Regions from separate parts of the Homo sapiens genome. Here region 1 is linked to region 2. Evidence: read pairs that join two places in POLR2A ChIA-PET (ENCODE). Cell type or tissue: PC-9. All regions are shown on one strand.

Evidence for each region. ChIA-PET counts read pairs that join two places held together with the same protein. Peaks named below come from ENCODE experiments on the same cell type or tissue, not always from the same donor. Only the 100,000 strongest peaks of a DNase experiment are listed, where the experiment ranks them.
Region 1: POLR2A ChIA-PET joins it to region 2 with 21 read pairs; 6 of 35 experiments call an interaction of 5 or more read pairs at or near these places.

What each region holds. Positions count from the first base shown.
Region 1 is chr4:76,934,253-76,942,252 of GRCh38, reverse strand. The region is part of intron 1 of LOC105377294 (a long non-coding RNA gene); the gene reads left to right. Among named protein-coding and RNA genes, the nearest start is that of SEPTIN11, 11 kb to the left of the region's middle. In PC-9, no CTCF peak of the experiment used is centred here; no DNase peak of the experiment used is centred here.
Region 2 is chr4:76,799,038-76,807,037 of GRCh38, reverse strand. It overlaps SHROOM3-AS1 (SHROOM3 antisense RNA 1), which reads left to right and starts at 4,575. Exons shown (of 3, transcript NR_187405.1): 1 at 4,575-4,981. RefSeq lists an enhancer at 5,000-5,790. In PC-9, no CTCF peak of the experiment used is centred here; a DNase peak (open chromatin) is centred at 3,287; H3K27ac peaks cover 1,268 bases.

The DNA.
Region 1 (8,000 bases), 140 kb before region 2:
TAGATACATAGTTACCTTCTTCATTCATTTATACAGCTGCCTACTGTTTCTAAGGCTATATCACTGATAAAGTCTCATGGATACACTCAAGGTTTTTTCAGTCTTTTATCATGATAAACCATGCCGCAATAATAACCTTGTACTAGTCATTTTTAACATGTGAAAGTATATCTGCAAGATACATTTCCAGAAATGGGATTAGCCAATCATATGATATTAAGCCAACCTTTTGATCTCTTTGAGCTGCATTTGTTAACTAATAAATTAAGCTCATATTTACCTCATAGGATCATTATTATAATGAAATAACCATATAAACAATTATTGTACAACAATATCAAAAACAAAATAGAGATAAGTTTATCAAAATATGTGTAAGATCTGTACTCTAAAAACCTATAAAACTGTGTTGAGAGAAATTAAAGGAAGCCTAAAGTAATGGAGAAATATACCATGATCATGGATTGAAAGACTCAATATTGTTAATATGTAATTCTCCCTAAATTGATCTACAGATTCAATATAATCCCAATTGAAATCCAAGCAAGCTTTTTTTAAAAATAGAAATTAACAATCTGATTGTAAAATGTATGTGAAAACACAAAAGACCTATGCTAGCTAGCCAAAACAATTTTGAAAAAGAACAAAGTTGGATAACTTACACTGTGCAATTTCAATACTTAACTAAAAAGCTACAATAATCAAGACATGGAATCGGCCAACATACAATCATATAGTCCAGTGGGAGAGCATATGGAAAGTCTACATATAGACACATATGGTCAATTGATTGTTGGCACAAGTGCCAAGATAATTCTATGGGAAAGGACAATCTTTTCAACTAATCATACTGGGACTATTGGATATCCATATAGAAGAAAAGAACCTCAAACCTTATTTCACCTATACACAAGATTGAATCCAATGGATCATAAACCTAAGTGTAAACAGTAAAGCTTTGTTTAGAAGAAAACAAAGAAAAACTCTTCATGACTGTGGGTTAGGCAACAGTTTTGTAGAGGAGACACAGAAAGCACTAACCAACTGGATATTATCAAACTTCAAATTTTTGCTCCTCAAAATACACCACTAAGAAACTAAAAAGGTAAGCCACAGACTGGGGAAAAATACCTACACTATTTGCAAAAAATAATAATGACAAAATATGTGAACATACACATAATAAAAGAAGATACATGTTTGGCCAAATGCATGTGAAATGGTGGTCAACATCATTAGTCATCAGAGAAATGCAAATTAAAGTACAATTGTATGCCTCCTAGTAGAATGGTGAAAATTAGAAAGACTGATGATTCCAGTTGTTCGGGAAGATGTGGAGTACTGGAACTCTGATGCCTTGTTGCTGTCTTTGTTTAGTGTTGGTATAACAGAATACCTGAGGCTGGATATTTTACTTTAAAAAAGAGGTTTATTGGGCTTATGATTGTGGTGACTAGAAGAGTCAAGATTGGGCAGCTGCATCTGATGAAGGCCTCATGTTGCTTCAACTCATGACAGAAAGCAGAAAGAGAGAGTGTGTGTAAAGATCACATTGTGAGAGAGGATGCAAGAGAGAGAAGCCAAGGAAGCCAAACTCATTTTTAACAACTTGCTATCATGGGAACTAATTCATTCTCTCAGAGCAAGAACTACTCACCTCTGTAGGAGGGCATTCATCTATTCTTGAGGGATCCATCTCCCTCACCCAAACACCTTCCACTAGCCTACCTCCCAACACCACCACACTGGGGATAAAATTTCAATATGCATTCCAGTAGGGACAGACCACATCCAAACCATTGCAGTTGGTGAAAATGCAAAATGTACAAGCACTTTGGAAAACAGATTGGCAGTTTCTTATGTAGTTAAACATATATTTACCATATGACTCTACATTTACACTAAAAAATAGTTACACGACAGAAATAATGAGTCCACAAAAAAGCATTCATAGCAGCTTTATGCATAGCAGCCAAAAAATGAAACAGCCCAAGAGTTCAACAACAGGTTAACTGACAAACAAATTGTGGTACCTATATTTACATAATAGAACCCTGCTTTGGTATAAAATAAACCATGGATACATGCAAAATGTAGATAAATCTCAAATACATTATTCTGAGTGAAAGACGTCAGACCCCAAAATTACAAATGGTATGATTCAACATATATGAAATTCTAAAAACACAAAACTGTAGTTACAGAAAGCAAAACAATGGTGGCTTGGGGTATCAGATGAGGAGGATGGACTTGAAAAGAGCACAGGATGGACTTTTGGAGTGATAAAAATCTGTATCATGGTTATAGTGATGATTAGATGAGTGAATGAATTTGTCAAAATTCATTTGTCTGTACACTTAAAATGGGTATGGTTGTATACAGGTTAAACATCAATAAAAAAATCTTAAATTGCTGTACTAATATTGTTTTTGTGATATCAAAACCTGTAAGAGTGGACCTCTTTCTCTACAAGTTATCACATGCCATCAAACTTTTGCTTAGATTTGTTGAATGCTTTTCTGTCTCAGGCACCATGCAAAGTATTTTGTATGCATCTCTCATTTAATCATCACAGCAATCCTCTGGCATTTCTCCATTTCTTGATGAGGATACTAAAGCACAGAGACAATAAGAATATTATCCACTTTGGGAGGTCAAGGCAGGAGGATGGCTTGAGGCCAGGTGTTTGAGACCAGCCTGGGCAACATAGCAAGGACCCATCTCTACAAAAAACAAAACAAAACAAAATCATCCACGTTATCCAATGTCTAATTACACTGTGAAATTAATAAGTGGTAGAGCTAGGATTCAAGCCCAAGTTTGTTACCCTACACCACCCACATCTCTCAACAAGCTATGTTGCCTCCTCAGCACTCATATCTTTCTTAATATAGCTCTTGGAGTTTCACTCACAAAGGCTAAGAGAATCACCTCCATTGTGAAAACACTACAAATCATAAGGTCTAGCATTTGAAGGAGAATCATTAGTTGTGAAGAGACAGCCAACCAAGGAGACCCAACTTGGTTCTTTTTTTCTTTTTTTTTCTTTTTTTTTTTTGTGAGACGGAGTCTCACTCTGTTGCCCACTCAGCTCACTGCCAGCTCCACCTCCCGGGTTCATGCCATTCTCGTGCCTCAGCCTCCCGAGTAGCTGAGACTATAGGCGCCTGCCACCACGCCCGGCTAATTTTTTGTATTTTTAGTAGAGACAGGGTTTCACTGTGTTAGCCAGGATGGTCTCAATCTCCTGACCTCATGATCCGCCCGCCTCGGCCTCCCAAAGTGCTGAGTTTACAGGTGTGAGCCACTGCGCCCGGCCCCAACTTGGTTCTTACTGAATATATGTTTAGCACAATCTAGTACATAGGAGGCACTATTATTGTTGTTATTATATTATTTTACATACCCCTTGGGATTCTCTTCTGTCTGCTGCCACTACTATATTGGCACTCAGGATCTGCTGATCCCCTTTAATACCCTGGCCCCAGTCCACACAAAGACTCTTCCTTGTTTTCCCCTTAGCAAAACTGAAATTGCTGGAACTTAAAAAAGCTTAATGCTAGTGGAGTACAAAAGGCAAACAAGAAAATACATAATTAGGATAAAAGCCACCTGGCTTACAAAATATATGTTTCTGAACTTAGCATTTATTCATTAAACATTTACCAATAGTGTATACTATGAAAAAAAAAACAATGTGTAAGACAACATGTATGCTGCACTACCACTTCTGTAAAAAGGGAAGAGAATGCATCTAAATGAACATGCATCTTCAGAAGGATGCACTAGAGATTGAGAATAGTGTTTGCTTTTGTGAAAGAGCACGTGCAGCAGGTGTGGGTCAAGGTGATGAACATTGTGAGTGACTCAACCACATCCATTCTACACAAATGCATTTGGAAAATGGACTTTTTAGCCAGGGATGGCTCTGATTGTTACAGGTATGATTCCTTTCCCCTGACAGTGATTTGTTAAAGAAGAGATATGTGACCCAATTCTGTCCAGTGAATGAGAGGAGAGCAGAGGAGAGGTTTGCTGGAAGGTTCTAGAATTTGCTTTCTTACTCTAAGGACAAATTCACAGAAAGTCAGTTGGACACAAATAAGGAAGGATGAAGCCCAACTGTTTCCATTTGACAACTGTGAAATAAATTAGCCTTAGGCTGAAGCCCAGGCAGTAGAGAGCAGAGTAGAAAAACAGAAAGAATCTGTGTCCTTGATAATACGGTGAAGCTGCTAAATCAACTAACTGAACCCCATCTCGCATCTCTGGTAAGAGAGTGAATACATTTCCCTACCAGTCAGGTATGAGGTTTCTATTGCTTGCGGCTGAAAACAATTAGTGCAGATGGAGACTTACTTATCTTCTTTTATGTTTCTGTATCTTCCTTTTTTGAATTACGTGCATGTATATCTATTTTTAAAATTTTTAAGAGTTTATGTGGGCCGGGCGCGGTGGCTCATGCCTGTAATCCCAGCACTTTGGGAGGCCGAGGCAGGCGGATCACCTGAGGTCAGGAGATCGAGACCATCCTGGCCAACATGGTGAAACCCCGTCTCTACTAAAATACAAAAAATTAGCTGGGCATGGTGGTGCGCACCTGTAGTCCCAGCTACTCAGGAGGTTGAGGCAGGGGAATCGCTTGAACCCAGGAGGCGGAGGTTGCACTAAGCCGAGATCACGCCACTGCACTCCCACCTGGCTACGGAGCAAGACTCCATCTCAAAAAAAAAAAAAAAAAAGTTTACTTGTTCCAGGCATTGGGAAAACTCACTTTAATCTGTAGGGGTTTTTCTCAAGATGGGCTTTCTTAAGAAACTTGCTTCTTCCTCATCAGTGATCTCAACCACCCAAACTCCTCCAGGAAGATGTAGATTTACTCTTTAGAATGAATATGGGTTGAACTATATGAAATTGACATTTTTTTGTACCAAATATTGGTAATTTCACAGTATAAATCAGTGTTCAGGTAGAAGAAATTCACATGTTACAACCATGGGCATCAGTCCTCCCTGCCAATGCTCTTGGTCATCGAACTTTTCACTTGGTCTTTCCCCAGTTGCTGTTTATTTTAATCCTTTTACCCCTAGATCACAGAGAATTGATGGAGAAAGAAAAGAACCCTGCAGCTCAGATCACTATACGTTCATGCTGTCTAACCCTGTTTTTGTTTTCTCTATTACTTGTCATTTCCTCTAGCAGCTATATCATGCTTCCTGCTTACAGAGAAAACCAAATCTTCCCACCAGGGCTATCCTTATGCACCCTCATATACAAATTGCACCTCTGTCTATAACTCTCGGCATCCCTTCTCTTTCCCAAAGATGCTGTCCCAGACCCTGCACTCTCAATTGTCTGATGTTGGAGCAGCAGATAAAGCAAATAAATAACACTAATACATCATAATCTAGAGTATTAGTTAGCTATTGCTGCATAACAAATTATCCCCCAAAATGTAGTGGCTTAAAACAATCACCAGTGATTATCTCAGTTTCTGTGGGTCAGGAAATCAGAAGTGGCTTACCAAGTGGTTCTGGCTCAGGTTTTGTGGCATGGCAGTCATGATGCTGGCTAGGGCTGCAGTCATCTGAAGGTGTGGAAGGGGCTAAAGATCTGCCTCCAAGATGGCTCACTCACATGCATGGCAAGTTGACACTGGATGTTGGTGAGAGGACCCAGTTCTTCGCCATGTAGTTTTCACCATAAGGCTAAGTGAGTGTCCTTATGACATGGCAGCTGACATTCCCAAAACCAGTGATCCAAGACAGAGCAAAGAGCAAGGTGGAAACCACAAGGTCTCTCATGACCTCACCCTAGAAAATTATACTGTATAATTCCTACAATATCCTATTTGTTGTCATATTAGCTCTATTCAATGCAGGAGATGACTACGGGAAGTGTGAATACCAGAAGGCAAGATCACTAGAAACTATCATGGAGGCCGAACACCACAGGTAGTTATTATTATCTCCAGTATACAGATGAGAAAACCAATTCTCACTGGGTCTATAACATATGTCAAAGTCACACATCAACAAAACAGTGGTAGAGGCTGATCTGCCTCTTAAACCCATACACTTGCTACTGTCATCCTGCCTCTGGTGTGGTGGTGTACTATCCTGGAATGACTTTGAATTGTTATGTCACTGTTAAACTATTGTTTAATTTTTTTGCCTAACCATATTTTATAATTTTTCCTTTTTCTTACAAAGCTGTGCATATGGTAGACATTCAGTAAACAGTTATTTCTACCCAATAAGTCAACTTAGAAAAACGGAAGGGTTGGCACCCTTATAAAGGTTTGACATGGCTACTGTTGTCCAATGATATTCTAGTTTCAGTAGGAGCAAATTAATGATAATAATAATTAAGGGAGATAGAAGGATAACTGGACATGAATCATATTGGCCCTAGCAGAAGGGTTGGGGAGAAAAAAAGAGGCCAAGTTCAATTCTTTTTAGGGTTAACCCCACATTGGATCCCAAACTGGATCTGATCACCTTTCTCTCTGATTCTTCTTATCATCATCTTCCTCAATCAGATGAAGTTTCCTAATAGAAAGGGGTTGAATTTTAATGTATTATCAATTCATTCTCTGGTCCTATGCAATAACAGGGTTCATATTGGTATCTGGATTTAAATATTATTTATTTCAATTTGTTGATGTTTAGGTAAATTTTATATATATATACATATATATGTAGGTATACTGTTTATTTATAAAAATCTTAGAATCTTTAATAAGCCAACCTCTCAGAGAAAAGCACATTAATATACTGATGTATTTTCTTCTAAAACACTGAATATTTTTATATAATTAAAAGATGATGCTAAAAATAGCACTTTATCCTTTTTTACAATGTAACATTTTTACATTTTACATTATTAAAAATCCTTCAAGAACGTTACTTGATTCATTGATTATTTCTGATTACATATTACTAAGACCTCTTTGCAAAGAATTTGGAAATTTCTGAGAAATATAATGAGAAAAATAAAAATCACTCATAAACTCACCATTCAGATAGCAACTACCAATATTTTTATATATTCACTTCTAGATTTTTTGTATGCATACTTACATATATAGAAATGTATTTGTAAAAATGGAAGTGTTAGGTTGTTTTATAATCACGTTTTTACTTAAAAGTATATTAGAACATCTTTTCGTATTAATGCATACAAGCCTTCATTACATTTTTAATGACTGCTACTACCCATAATTATCTAGATTATTTCTATATTTTATTTTTATAAATAACTCTGTGGCCAATGACCTAGCACATACATCTTTCACTGCTTGTTTATTTCCTTAGAATAAATTCCTGGAAATGGAACTGGTGGATGTCACAGGAATTTGAGACAAATCTTCATTTTTTGGCTCCTTCCCCATAAGTTCCCTCAGTACTTTGTAATAATTCCCTCTACATTTACTTTGTAATAATTCCCTCTACCTTCTGGGAGTGTTGTAGAAATTCTTTTTATTTGTGTGGACTGCTATGTGTGAAGATTATAAAGTAGAAATATACCCATTCGGGTCATTTTATTGTTTTGTTTTGAACTCAAGTGGCAGACATAGACACTGGCTAAAGCCAGTAGAACCAGATAACGCCAGTAAAGCCAGTAAAACAGATATTCATTACAAGGGTCTGGGGAGCTTACACAGGAAGGGTTGAACAATCAGGCCACAGATAGAAGAACCACCCCTTCAGCAGGAGTCAGCTTTACTTCCCAGCTTTCTGACACTCTGTGGCAAAGTCTGGTTGGCCTGGCTTGGATTGTGTGCCCACCTTTTGGCTCGTGAGTGTGTGTATGTACATGTGTATGTACACATGCACCTTGACTGATCCCACCAAAATCCCAAGGCACAAACGTAGTTAATTTCCAAAAGGGGTAAGAGTCTTACCTTAGGCTGCTGTAACAAAATACCATAAACTGGCGGCTTATAGACGACGGAAATTTATTTCTCACAGTTCCAGAGGCTGGAAGTTTGAGATCAA
Region 2 (8,000 bases):
AGTCTCAGGTATTTCATTATAGCAGTGTGAAAACAGATTAATACAGTGTATTAGTCTGTTTGTGCTGCTATAACAAAAACACTGTAGACTGGGTAACTGATAAACAGAAATTTATAGCTCACAGTTCTGAGGGCTGGAAAGTCCAAGATCAAGGTGGAAGCAGATTTGGTGACTGGTAAGGGTTTGTTCTCTGCCTTATAGATAGTGCCTGGTTGCTACATCCTCACATGGTGGAAGGGGTAAATGAGCTGCCTTCAGCTTCTTTTATAAAGGCACTCATCCCATTCATGAGAACTGAGCCTGACTTCCCAAAAGGCTGCCTGTTAATAGTCTCACATTGGGGATTGTTTCAACATAGGAATTTGGGGAGACACATTCAGAACTTTGCCTTCATCTTGGTCTTTCCACTGCCCCCAGCATTCTCCCAGGCAAATGCACATCCTGCACGTACACACAGCTGTGCTTAGCAAACTTCAAATATGCTAGACACTTATCTTGGGGCCTGAACTCTCACCATTCCTCCTTGGAATAACTCCACCTCCTCCTACTTGTCTAGTCTGGTGAAATTTCTCTTATCCTTCAAGGCGTAGCTTAAAGGCCAGCTTCTCTGAAAAACCGTTCCTATTGCCTCTTCCTCTGATTGGAGTCTGCTCTCCTGAGCTTTTCTTGCTACTTAACAGTGCTACTCCAAATGTACCAGTAAGTCTATAATTATTTTTCTTACATCTTATTTGTTACAGCTTCACATTTAGTAAGTCTTAATAAATGTTTTTCAATGAAGTCAACTTCTTTAAAACAATTATAATATTTTTAACATTAAAAAAACATAGTTTAATAATAAAATGGGTCTCGCTAGCCCAGCATGGTGTCTCATGCCTGTAGCACTTGGGGAAGCTGAGGCAGGAGGATTGCTTGAGTCCTGGAGTTTGAGACCAGCCTGGCCAACATATGGAGACCCTGTCTCAAAAAAAAAAAAAAAAAAATTAGCCAGGCATGGTGGCACAAAACTGTGGTCTCAGCTACCCAGGAGGCTGAGGCTGCAATGAGCCGTGATTATGCCGCTGCATTCCACCTTGGGCAGCAGAGCGAGACACTGTCTCAAAATCATCATCATCTGGATCCTATATCTCAGATTGTGCTAAACAAACCTCAAACACACACACAAACATACCCCCAGAAAGCCAGACAAAAGTTTTATTTAGGAAATAGTGGTAAAGGTTTTTCTCTCAACTTACAAAGAGAAATTAATTCAGAACATTTTATTTTGAGATGCAGTCTCACTGTTGTCCAGGCTGCAGTGCAGTGGCACAATCTCTACTCACTGCAACCTCCACCTCCTGGGTTCAAGCGATTCTCCTGCGTCAGCCTCCTCAGTAGTTGGGATTACAGGTGTGCACCACCACACCTGGCTAATTCTTTGGGATTTTTTTTTTTTTCAGTAGAGATAGGGTTTCTCCATGTTGGCCAGGTTAGTCTCAAACTGTTGACCTCAATTGATCCACCCACCTCGGCCTCCCAAAGTGCTGGGATTACAGGAGTGAGCCACAGCACCCAGTCCAGAACATTTTATTCTTAATGCTAGTATTTAGAGTAAATTTAGATCCAAGAGCATCTTACTTATATTTTATTTTTGTTATGGAAATGTCTAACATACATGAAAGTAGAGAGTCCAGCACAGTGATTCCTGAGTACCTATCACTCAGTTCCAACAATTGGATCTGCTGTTCTTTCAAATGATGCTAATTCTAAAACACTTTTATTCATTTAAAAACAGAGTTAAAAATCAATTAATTTAAAAACACCCTCGTGTGTGGGGTTGGAAAACCAGTCATGGTTTTAAAAGAATAACGTTATTAACAATCACCATCTGGTCATCGGTGGACACCTGAAGGTAGAAAGCCACCGTTTTCAACTGAGTGCCCTACTGGGGGAGAGGGGGTCTCAGACTGCCCAGGCAGGGGAGAGGACTGGCAACAGAGGAATCAGTACTGCCCTGCTGCTCAAATTCCCCAGTAGCTAGTTGAGCCAAGACAAGAAGAGCAATATGTGGGCCACAAGGTTCTTCAGGGGGAAATGGACATCAGAGGTTTTGACTGGGGTCCCAAATTCACAAGGAGCTTCATATTTAGACTTACATGACATCTTTAGTTACATTGTTTTGTGAGTGTGTGTTAAGGGACAATTTTTTAGTGTAAACACCTAAGATATTCTACAGTTTGTGTGACTTTTTGGCATTTATCAAAATTTTTTTTAAAAAGCGGTTCCGGGATCCTCTGTAAAAAGAAGTGGCTTGAGGTGCTCTTGACCGCTAGAAGACTCTGATAGAGGTTAGGTTAAAAACAAGCAGCACTTCTCAATTTTGGCCAAGATTTTCTTCACTACTAGCTCCTGGCTGAAGCTGATTGAAATAGCGTCAAGGATAAAATTGGGTTCAAGAGTGGCAAAAATGGAAAAAGAAAAAAAAAAGACCCAGAAGCCAATTAAATAAGGTGGTTGGAAAGGCAGGAAGGGAAGCAAAAAGGAAAAAATAAGAGATAAAGATAGGGTGGAGCACACTGCGAAGAGACCTGGCCGAGAGGAGAGGAGCAGTGTTCTCTTGGGGTCCACAAAAGGAAGTCTGGACTTAATTTTATTTAATCCAAGTGCTTTTGGCTTTCTTAGAAAGCAGGAAGCCAAGGCACAAAAAGTCAGGATCTTGATAATTAAATTTTTTTAAACCGGAAAGCAAATACCAGGATTTTCCCTAGAGACACACTCACCACAGGACACATGGGCGAGGGAGAGCCTGAATTGCTGTTTCTTATATAAACATTAAAACCCAAGGCTTTCCATCTGTCCCCACCCCTCACCCCCAATCCCCAACTGGTAGCTGTGAGAGTCCTCAATGAGACTCCTAGGAGGGCTTCCCACCGTCTGGGGCCACTCTGCTTCTCTGTAAGGGGGAAAACAATGAGAGGAATTCAGGGTTCCCTACTAGGCTGGCGCTGACCCACGATGGGGAAGCAGCCTCTTGGCGAAGAAAGGAGGAAGAAAGAAGAATTGCTGACTTGATTCCCCTCCCTCCCAAGGAACCCGGGAGGAGGGCATTGAGAAGTTGGTAGCATCCTGGAGAAAGGGTGGCCTTTGTGAAAAGTGCAGGCTCCACTGGATGCTTGAAATGACTGCTCCTGCCACCCTTTCTAAGGTCTCCTCCAGAAGGAGGGAGGAGCGCAGTGAGAGTGGGATGAGGACTTACTTCATCACACAAGGAAGGCTGGTGAACCAGTGACCACTGGGTGAAGAAAGAGAACTAGGGTCTGGAGAAGAGCCAATCGAGAAAGCCTGTGGGGCGGCTCATTAATGAGCTCATCCATCCAGGCAGGTTAAATTGCAGGCAACTGGGTTGCCCAGGAAGCAGCTGAAGTTTAGAGACTAAACAATATGCAATCACGATAATTTCCTCTGCCTGTGACTCATCTCGGAGGGTGTCCAGGTGATGGTGCAAAGATAGACTGAGAAAGAAGGCCTTTCTTTTCTAATAGCAAATGCAGAGAGAGCAGGAGCAATATTGTCAGGAATGCATTTCTCAGAAATCTAAAGAAGTGTTTTGTCACTTTATTTATAACATTTCAAAACTATTTTTGACTCGCACTACCTAATTACTTTGATTTTAGGTAGTGCAAAGCTCTTTGTAATACATAATAAACACACGCTTCCTCCCGCACCCCACTTAGGGAGAAAACAGAATGTTGGGCTTTTGCAGCCTGACAAGTTTATGTAACAAGCAGCATCCTTTTTGCTGTTTATGCATGAAGGGAAGCCATGGGAAAAATGGATGAAGTGTGGAATTCCAAGATTTTAATAAATATCAAACACAAGAAAAACTCTCCACTTGGTTGGGATGAATCGTGTTCTTCGTCAACTGCCTGTTAAAGCATTTTGATTCCATCTCAGGGAGGAGGAGGGAGGCAAGAAGGAGGAAAGAAACATCTTCAGGGTGCTCTTAGCAATGCATTCTTGCTTCCCGGCCCATGGCCTCTTTTCTCCTTAGAACTGTTTTTATCTTTTTTGGAGAACAAAGCCTCTTTCAACATTCCTTAGCTTACAGATGGGTAATGAGGCAAGAAGGAGGTGAAGTATCCTCACCGGCACCCAATATGAACCCAGTTCTCAAGTCCACTTATTTTTTTTAAACCTCACTGTCTCTGTTGTAGGGTTAATTCTCCTCCCGCCGCCTCTCTCAGGCCACTTCCCCTCCCCTCCCTGTGTATTTGCAGTCACAGAGCTCGTCTCAGAGGGGAGAGGAGAAGAGCTATTTGATCCTGGCCTCATGTCCATCAGGGGCCTCACATACGGCCTTTAGGCCTTATCTCCAGATGAGCTTATGCAGGCAGTCATTACAGTTGCATGCGTGTAAACAACACTGGTAATCAAGGCGGAGCTTTAAAATACAGCACAATTACAACTTTTTGTAGCTGTTTGGCATGTCTTCATTTAAAAAATACATTTAGGGCTTCAAAAGAAGTGGCTCAGGCCTCTTTCACCCGAGAAGCCTTGCGTGCACTGTTAGCAAACTCACACAAGTGAAGAGGGACCTTTCTTTGCTACACAGCGTCCTCCGTGGCGAGCTGGAGGGAAGCGCTCTCAGCAGAGAGGGTCGCCCTCACCAAGAAGCCAAAGGGAAGAGGACAGAATCTATCTTGTAGGGACGCCCTTGGTCTTCAGAAGGAACACTTTTTCTGTTTCACAGAGATCTGTGGAATGTGTGGGTTCCCTGAAGAGGTGGACGGACCCCCGGGGTCGCGCGTTTTCTCAGCCCTGGGCCCGTAGCGGAGCTCGATCCTTCCAGAGCTCAGGGCCAGAAATGTTGCGATTCCGAACACTTTGCCTTTCTTCTGAGAGGAGCCGCCCGGCAGACGCTCATCATTAAGAAGCAACGTAATTAACAACGAATGTTTCCCCTTGGCGCTAATGCGAACACCCTGGGGAACTGCCAAGTCTGGTAGGGGAATCGCAGCCGGGGGTGTCTGGGGGAAGCCAGCGTGGGCGGGCGCGGTGGGCCTGGGATTGCTTTTAGGCGCAGCAGCAAGGAGGGCGAGGGCGAGTGGAACAGAGGTCGGAGACCTTGCTAAGCTGCTGGCCTTTTCACGTTTCGGACCCTGAGAGTAAGCTGAGAGAATGGATGGGGTCAAGGCTGGGACAGGCTGTTGGCTACTGCCGGTGGGAGGGAATCCGGGCGGGAGACTGAGACCGGGCGGAAAGGAGGGAGACAGAGCACTCCCTCTAGGCGCTGAGGTCCGACACCCGCTTGATTTGTCAGTGCCGCCAACAGCCCTCCTCCTGTTGTCAGCAAGGACAGTCGGTAGGGCCTGCTGAGGGCCAGGCACAGTGCAGGGGCGAGCGCCCAAAGGTAGGGATCAGCCGCTGGTCTCTGTGCCCAGGGGTTCAAGGCCTGGGAGGAGACAGGCTTTGAAGACTTATAAAACAGTTGTGGGTGCTAATTTAGACATATTCCAGACATAGTCACAGGGCAGTCCCGACCAGAGGAGTTTAAGTCAGTGTTGTTACAATGCTTTATTTAATTAATATTATTTTTGGAAGGCTGTGTGCACCTGGAGGAGGCCAGCGGCTGTGTCTGTTTTGTTCACTGCTCTATCACTCCCACCTGGGATAACTCTTGGCAAATATGATGACAGCACCCATTGACGAGGTGCTTAAGATATATAAGGTTGGTGCAAAGTATTTATACGGTGCACCATATAAATACTTTATATTTGGCAGTCATCTGATCCTCAGCATAGCCTCGAGAGAGATTAGCCCCATTTTACAGATTATCAAACTAAGGCAAAGGATAATAGTGAATCTGGGTCTGAATGTAGTCCGTCTGGCTACAAAACCTGTGTTTTAAAATCATAGGCATAAATTGACTCAGAACTTGAAGAATGACTAGGAGACCAGGAGGGGTTGGGTCGGGGGAATTTTTGCTTTTATTTTCATAGTTTTGCTTCTCAGGTGTTGAGAGTAGTGCACCCTAAAAGTCCCGCTCATGTTTTGGTTGCCTGTGCTTGAGGGATATTACTCAAGAAACCTTTGCCCAGTCCAATGTCCTGGAGCGTTTTCCCATTGTTTTCTTGTAGTAGTTTCATAGTTCGAGGTCTTAGATTTAACTATTTAATCCATTTTGATTTGATTTTTGTATATAGTGACATGGGGTCTAGTTTCATTCTTCTACATATGGATATCCAGTTTCCCCAGCACCATTTATTGAAGAGATTGTCCTTTCCCCAATGTATGTTCTTGGCACCTTTGTTGAAAATGAATTCACTGTAGATGTATGAATTTATTTCTGGGTTCTCCATTCTGCTCCATTGGTCTATGGGTCTGTTTTCATGCCAATACTGTGCTGTTTTGGTTATAATAACTGTGTAGCACAATTTGAAGTCAGGTAATGTTCCTCCAGTTTCATTCTTTTTGTTCAGAATAGCTTTGGCTCTTTTGGATCTTTTGTGGTTGCATATACATTTTAGAATTTTTTTTTTCTATTTCTATGAAGAATGTCAATGGTATTTTTATAGAGATTGCAGTGACTCTCTAGAGTGCTTTGGGTAGTATGGACATTTTAACAATATTGATCTAGTCCATGAACATGGAATGTCTTTCAATGTTTTTGTGTCCTCTTCAATTTCTTGCATCAGTGTTTTATAGTTTTCATCATAGAGATGTTTCATTTTTTGATTAATTCCTATTTTATGTGTACCTATTGTGAGATTACTTTCTTGATTTCTTTTTCAGATAGTTCAGTGTTGACATATGGAAATGCTACTGATTTGTGTAGATTTTGTATCCTTCAACTTGACTGAATTTATCAGCTCTAATAGTTTTTTGGTGGAGTCTTTAGGTTTTTCCAAATATAAGATTTTATCACCAGCAAATAAGGATAATATGACTTCTTTCTATTTGGATGCTCTTTCTTTTGTCTTTCTTCCTTCCCTCCTTCCCTCCTTCCTTCCTCCCTTCCTTTGCTCTTTTCTGCCACTCATGTTTTATATTCACTGAGGTTCAACAGGTTTTGGCCCAATTGCCTGTCTCAATTCTGAAGTAAGCATCTCAGGCACTATTGTTCATGATGCAATGAGTGAACAAATGAGTGAACAATGAGAGGCATTGTTCATGATGCAATGCATTTGTTCATGATGCAATGAGAGGCAATGAGTGAACAAAAAGGGGAAAACTTGGTTCTATCCCTGTACAGAATTATATACAGTGTGAAAGCTAAGAGATGGGGCCATATGCAGTTGGGCAAATGTAAACCAAGTAAAGTTTATTTTTGCTGCCCTGTGGAATTGTACATTCTCTCATCTAGGTCTTTTTAATCTCTTAGATACCTAGCTGCTTTCTTTTTGTCTAGACCTGTACGGTACTTAGGAAAAGAACTGTAACTCAAGCACAGTAGGTGCAAATAGCTAATATTTGTAACTTCAACAAGCATTTAATGAGCTTACCCTTGTTAAATCAAACTAAAATCTGGCCTGAGAAAGTCTCTGTACTCACATAGTTGAGTCCTTATGGATAAACCGTAAGCTACCTTGGTAGGTAGACAAACTATGAACCTGATTTAGGAGTATGTAATAAGAGCTGAGTCTTAGCCAATCCTGAGGCAGAAGAATAGGGTCCACTCACAGGCGGCCAACTGTTCAAATTGTGTCCAAATAAGGCAAAGGCTGAGCTGTAACCAGTCTGGCTGTTTCTGTACCTCACTTCCGTTTTCTATATGTCACCTTCCTTTTTCTGTCCATAAATTTGCTCTGCCCACGTTGCATTGCTCGAGTTGCTCCAAATCTGTAATTCTGAGGGCTGTCCAGTTTGCGAATTTTTTTTTTTTCTTGCTTCGTTTTTACAGTGGGAAAGAGGAGAGAAGAGTGTAGGTTTTTAGAAAGGAAATAGGAAACTTATGTCTTTTAAGACCTTTTAGTGATTAGAAGAGAGCATGTATATGAATAACTGGGTTCTAAATCTTGGAT